Regions from separate parts of the Mus musculus genome. Here region 1 is linked to region 2. The links are chromatin contacts, found by Hi-C or POLR2A ChIA-PET in ENCODE. All regions are on one chromosome and are shown on one strand. The core of a region is the stretch at or near the end of the contact, and the rest is flanking DNA. Distances in the headings are between cores, read along the strand shown. Region 1 holds the start of Preb (prolactin regulatory element binding). Region 2 holds the start of Khk (ketohexokinase).

What was found. Hi-C counts contacts between places; a loop is a spot of excess contacts on that map. ChIA-PET counts read pairs that join two places held with the same protein, here RNA polymerase II (POLR2A).
Region 1: a loop to region 2 is called in a map of heart, with 2.1 times the contacts of the local background. The contact joins the promoter of Preb here to the promoter of Khk in region 2. A Hi-C loop is called at or near these places in 5 of 37 maps with a recorded cell type or tissue (T-helper 17 cell and heart). POLR2A ChIA-PET finds 5 or more read pairs at or near these places in 4 of 5 experiments (Patski and embryonic stem cell).

The regions. Positions count from the first base shown.
Region 1 is chr5:30,958,941-30,961,640 of GRCm38, reverse strand. Preb (prolactin regulatory element binding) reads left to right here and starts at 1,314. Exons shown (of 9, transcript NM_016703.3): 1 at 1,314-1,670; 2 at 2,229-2,418. The coding sequence starts at 1,536.
Region 2 is chr5:30,920,138-30,922,866 of GRCm38, reverse strand. It overlaps Khk (ketohexokinase), which reads right to left and starts at 1,308. Exons shown (of 9, transcript NM_001310524.1): 1 at 860-1,308. The coding sequence starts at 951. It overlaps Emilin1 (elastin microfibril interfacer 1), which reads right to left. Exons shown (of 8, transcript NM_133918.2): 7 at 2,650-2,729; 8 at 1,592-2,252. The coding sequence ends at 1,915.

The DNA of each region.
Region 1 (2,700 bases), core at 65-2,564, 39 kb before region 2:
CTGCTTCTTAGGACATCTCTGAAACCAAATATGGAGTGTTTTCAGACACATCTCCAATTCTAAGACACCAACTAGGTATCTGTCCAACAATGGAACGAAATTTCTAACACCACCCACCCACAGGTGTTCACACTGGATAGATCCCATAAATCAAAGGGACTGATCCTAAAGGATCGTTTCCAGTGTCTCCAGCTTTGAGTCCTGACCATCTATCTGTACTTCTAAATAACAGGCTGGGAAGCAGAAGTCCCTGTGACTTCCTCTGTCAGTCTGGTAAGTTGTCAGAACAGCACACAGAGCTCACTTCCATCTTCCTTAGGATTTCTCTTCTAGCATAAAGAATAGAACTCAGAATTAGCAGAAGGGAAGAGATGTGTAGGGCAAGGTACATGGAGGATAAAGGGTGAAGAATGCAGTACTTCCTTGCCCTCTCTGGGCACACCATCCATCCATCCAGCACCTACATGAGACCACCAACCCAGGAGCTCATTGATCCCTATTGTCTAGGGTTGTTTTAAAAACAAATATTTCATCATATGGGCACATACTGGCCACTGGTGACTGAATTCAGTGTCAAGTTCCTCTCTCCTCCCTGAAGGCTAGTAAATGGGCCTAAAATTGGCTTCTTCTAATCACGTGGTTTGTTCAGCTGCATATGGGTCCAAAAGACACCATGGTAGTATAAATTCATGTATGGTTGACTGGGGCTCATTATGAATCGCAAAAGACATCAAATACTAAAATATAAACCATATTCAAATAATGGTCCTTACATCTCTATAATGTGAACATGTTCCAAAAACACTTAAATAGTAGGGTAACCAAATAGCCCGGTTTATCTGGGATTTTGTGGGTTTTTGTGCCTAGTCTCAAGTCTTGCCAGTCCCATGAGTTCGATGTTCCAGAAGTGGATGTCAAGCCATAAGAAAGAGTCCAATCAACCGCGGAGGATGCTCTCAAAGTGGGGACTGATTTCTTCATATTAGGATATTAGGAAGCAGTGAATCTGTTTTGGAGTGTCTGTCCTCCACACAACCCGGGAGAACCCATTTCCTCCCTGGAGTAACACACAAAGGCCCGGCTTGTACGAGTCTGCTGTGTATCTCTCCTGAAGTGGGGACTGTCCCAGTCCGAGAACTTTTTAATTCGATTTACTGATCTTCAGTAATCTCTTCTAGCCCCACCTCCCACGCCCCACACAAAGATGGCAGCTTCATCGTCATTCGGGGCTAGGACCCGGATCCGACGCCAGGGTTCCGTGACAGCGCGTCCCGCTAGTGCTGACGCGGATTGGCGTCTTGCGCTTGCGCAGAGAGAGCCCAGGAGCTCGGCGCGTGCGCACTGAACGCCTGCAAGACCCAGTCGGCCGCGCGGGCGCAGATCGGCTGCTTGCGGTGGTTTGAGTGGTGGCAAGTCCAGTGCTGAGAGGGGTCGGCAGTCTTCCGGAAAACTCTAGCGCCAAGTTCCTGAGCTTTCGGAGGCGAGGCGCGGCATGTCGTGGGTTCCGCGGGGTTGGCGGTGAACGTGCGGGCGGGATGGGTCGGCGCCGGGGTGTGGAGCTGTACCGGGCCCCGTTCCCGTTGTACGCGCTTCGGATAGACCCCAAGACTGGGCTGCTCATCGCTGCGGGCGGAGGAGGAGCTGCCAAGACCGGCATAAAGAATGGCGTGGTGAGAACGCAGGGCCACTGAGAACAGGTTATACCGTGGCCCAGGGAGATTCCAGGGTGGCCGGGGGATGCAGAGGTGAGCAGTACCCCTGATTTAGTCCCTACCCATTTCTAGCGGGAGCACCCAGGATTGCCGTTCGGGTGCTGGTTTCACCTGAGCAGAGTGGTTGAGACAGCCAAAATTAGACTGAAAGCTGTGCAGGTCTGCGAATCCAGGACTGTCCACGCCGGATTACGAGAGCTGGTCCAGGGCTCATACGCTGGCCTTTTCCAGGAAGGCACATTGTCTTGTCCATCTTCAAGCAGCTGGAGACGGAATTCTTTTCTTTCTGTAAACTGGACCTAGTAATCTAAACCCTGCTTGCTGTATGAATTAAGAAGCTCCAGTAAGAGAATACAGCTCTAAGCAACAGCAACAACAACCAAAGAAACAAAAAAACAAAAAAAAACAAAAAATAAGAGCTGGAGGTGCGGGAAGCAAAAGTACAACTGAGAGAGACTAGGATTTAATGTGACTTCCGGGCTGGCCTGACCTTTGCCCACTTTGGTTCCCTCACAGCATTTTCTGCAGCTAGAGCTGATCAACGGGTGCCTGAGCGCTTCCTTGCTGCACTCTCATGACACGGAGACACGGGCCACCATGAATTTGGCGCTTGCTGGTGACATTCTTGCTGCCGGACAGGATGCCCAGTGTCAGCTTCTTCGTTTCCAGGTCCATCAACAGAAGGGCAGTAAAGCGGAGAAGTCAGGTGAAGAGCTTTGGAAAAAGTCGCTCTAATTCTTGGTCTCCAAAAACGAGAGATTAGGTGTGGGGCAGTGGTCACATTGAAGTCTGTACTTGGGTCACTAGAGGACTGGTGTTAGTTAATACAGATGCTCAGGTCCATCTGAGGGAGGTGGTGCACAGCTGTAGTCTCAGAGCTTAGGAGTGGAGGCAAGAGGATATTTAAGGCTAGCCTGGGGTGCCTAGCAAATCCCTGTCTTAAAAAACAACAACAAAGGAATCTGGTTCCTGGCAAATTGTTTGTGTT
Region 2 (2,729 bases), core at 59-2,558:
AGCAGCACATTGGAGTGGCCTTTATCAAGAGCAAAGATAAGAGCCATCAAAGGACACTTTAACTTCTACCAGACAATTGAGAATGTTCTGAGAACATCCACTAAGATGTTTACCCACCTTTGTAAAGACCCCTCTTGGCACTTAGCTCCAGGAGAAAGCCTGCTGTGGCTCAGGAGCCAAGTTTCTCCCTGTCTGACCCAGAGAGCCTCCAGCTTTGCTTACACTGCCGGCCAGTCCTTGAGCTAGGCAAGGCTCAAACGCCAGGGCCAGGCTTTTAAATGTGAGTAGTTTAACATCACATACCACTCACTGCTAGCGACCTGGTGTTTTATTTTAGCTGTAAGCGGTAAATTAGAAGTGCATAGGCTAGGAGTTGGGAGACCTGGGGGTTTGGGGTGAGGAAAATTTGTCTGGCACCTTATCAGGTGTGTGAGGGCTCAGGAGGGAAAAAAATCATTACAGCCCTCTCTGTAAACTGAGGATTTTGATGATCGGCAGATTGAAATGGTAAACAGCCAACAACACACTAGTGAAAGCCTGGGTTTTGATTCAGGCATACGTTTGCACTCTTGTTAATTCTGGAGGCTAAAGGAGTTTAGGCCAGCTTGGGCTACAAAGCAAGACTCCGAAAACAAAACAACACACCCCCTGGGTCTTGGTTTTAAAGGTCTCCAGTCTCATGTCTTCATTCTCACAGAGTACCCCTTAGGGACCCGGGACAGAGAACGCCAAGCTGAACTCAGGCCTCACCACATGGAGACAGAGGGCTATCCCTGGTTTAGCAGCCGATTAGCAGTGACACGCAAAAAGACAGGACCACAGCGGCCCTGGGATCTCCGAGGGGCTTGGGCGCCCCTACCTGCGATCCGTGTCTTCCTCTGGGTATTTGTCCACCACATTGATGATGTCCAGCACCACCAGCCCCACGCACAGGATCTGCTTCTCTTCCATGAGGCTGCTCCCCAAGCTTCCTACCCGCAAGCAGAGGGGGTTCCTGCTGGGCTCTGCCTCTTATCTACTGGAGGACCGTGTCCCAACTTCTCACTGGCTACCTTGGCTCCTCCTCTGCGTGCAGAACTCCTCCCGCAGGGAGCTTTCTGCTTTGCAAGGGTGGGTTACCTAGCCCGGCCAATGGCAGGCCCTCTCACTTTTCCGCCTCAGCTGTCAAAGCGAAAGCGCACTAGTAATGCATCGCCTTTCCGATCCCTCTGCGCCTGCTGCAGACCCTGGACCACCCGGACTAGCACAGTCTGGCAACAGAAACTTCGCCTTCGCAGGCGGAGCACAGAAGCAAGCGTTCTCTCCCTCGCCCCGCCAAGGTGGCCCACCCGGCCGAGGCCCCGCCCCCCCCCCCCGCGCCAGATTAACGGTGTCACGTGACGGGGAACGCTGCCAGCCTTCGCAGTGGTTCTGGCCTAGCGCCCCCTAGCGGCCGCTGTGGGGACCGGTGGCCGTGACCCTGAGTCCGCAGGTGCCCTTAGTAGGGAGCACACCCAAAGATCACCAGCCTAGGTTCCCTCCGTAGAACTCTGTTTCCTCCTGTCCTGTCCCTTAACTACCCCCAAACATGTACTAGAGCAGAATAGCTATGTTTTGTAGAAAAAAAAAAAGTGTCTTTATTCCTGAATAGTTTAGTACGGTGGTGTGGACTGGGGAGAGCCCTGGAGGGTAGGTTCCTCTTCCGCAGCTTGGGTCCCGGAGAGGGCTCTGGTGGGGACGGCAATGAGGCCAAAGGTCAAGAGGAGATGCCTCGGTCCCATAGACCACGCAGTCACAACGTACGGAGTGACCGATTTGGATGCCTGAACCGCAGCGGGACGTGGTCGCCAGACTTGCCCTTGCCTTGGTGGGTAGCCACCATCCAGGTGGCTCTGCGGCCCCTGTAGATAAGTTTGGTGGTCGGGTCCACCCTGTCTACACCTGTTCAAGCTCTGTGTCCTCGTAGAGCAGGGCTCCGCTGAAGATGGTGAGCGGCTCCTCGGAGTGTGCCAGCTGCCCCATGACCAGGTCGATGCAGACAGTGTCTCCGACCTGCAGTGGCAGAATGAGGCTGAAGACGCCCAGAGCGCCTGGGCTGGGCTGACTTTCGGCCACAGGCTTATTCTCCAGTCCCTCGGGTTCATAGCCTCCCGAGTCTATGCGGGCCACGCCCAGGTTGGAGCGTGACAATACTGCTTCCACTTTCTCATGCCGGTGCCCAGTAAGTACAGCGCTCAGCAAATAGCGTCCAGCCAGTGGTGCAGTGAATACACCTGGAGACAAGGATGACAGTCAGGAGGGGAGACGCTGGCTGGGACAAGGAAGGTCTCTCGGAGAGTGGGTACAGCACTCCTGGCTGTGGAGTGGCCCACCCGTCCTTTCCCTGCTATTCCACTAACTGTACACTGTAGGAATCCCCTGCTGCATCTCCAGCAGTTGCTGCAGAGTGTGTGCTGGAGTCTGTCCCAGTAAAGATCCGTGTGGTGTGGATGTCTCCTCCCCTCCCCCACTCTCTCTTTGCCTAACTGTGGTGTGAGTGCATGGAAAGAATAGAGGTCTTTGTAATTACAAGTGAAAAGCTGTACTTGTCTGCAGAGGTGTGAAGGAGGCATTAGTACTGCTCAGCTTCACCCGTTACCTCACTAGGCCACCCGTCGGCCTTTTAGTTACCTGTCTCTGGGTCATAGTAGCCTCCATCATTGAGCAAGACTCTGTCGAAGGGGACTGTGCCAGGTTCTGACCGTGGCAAA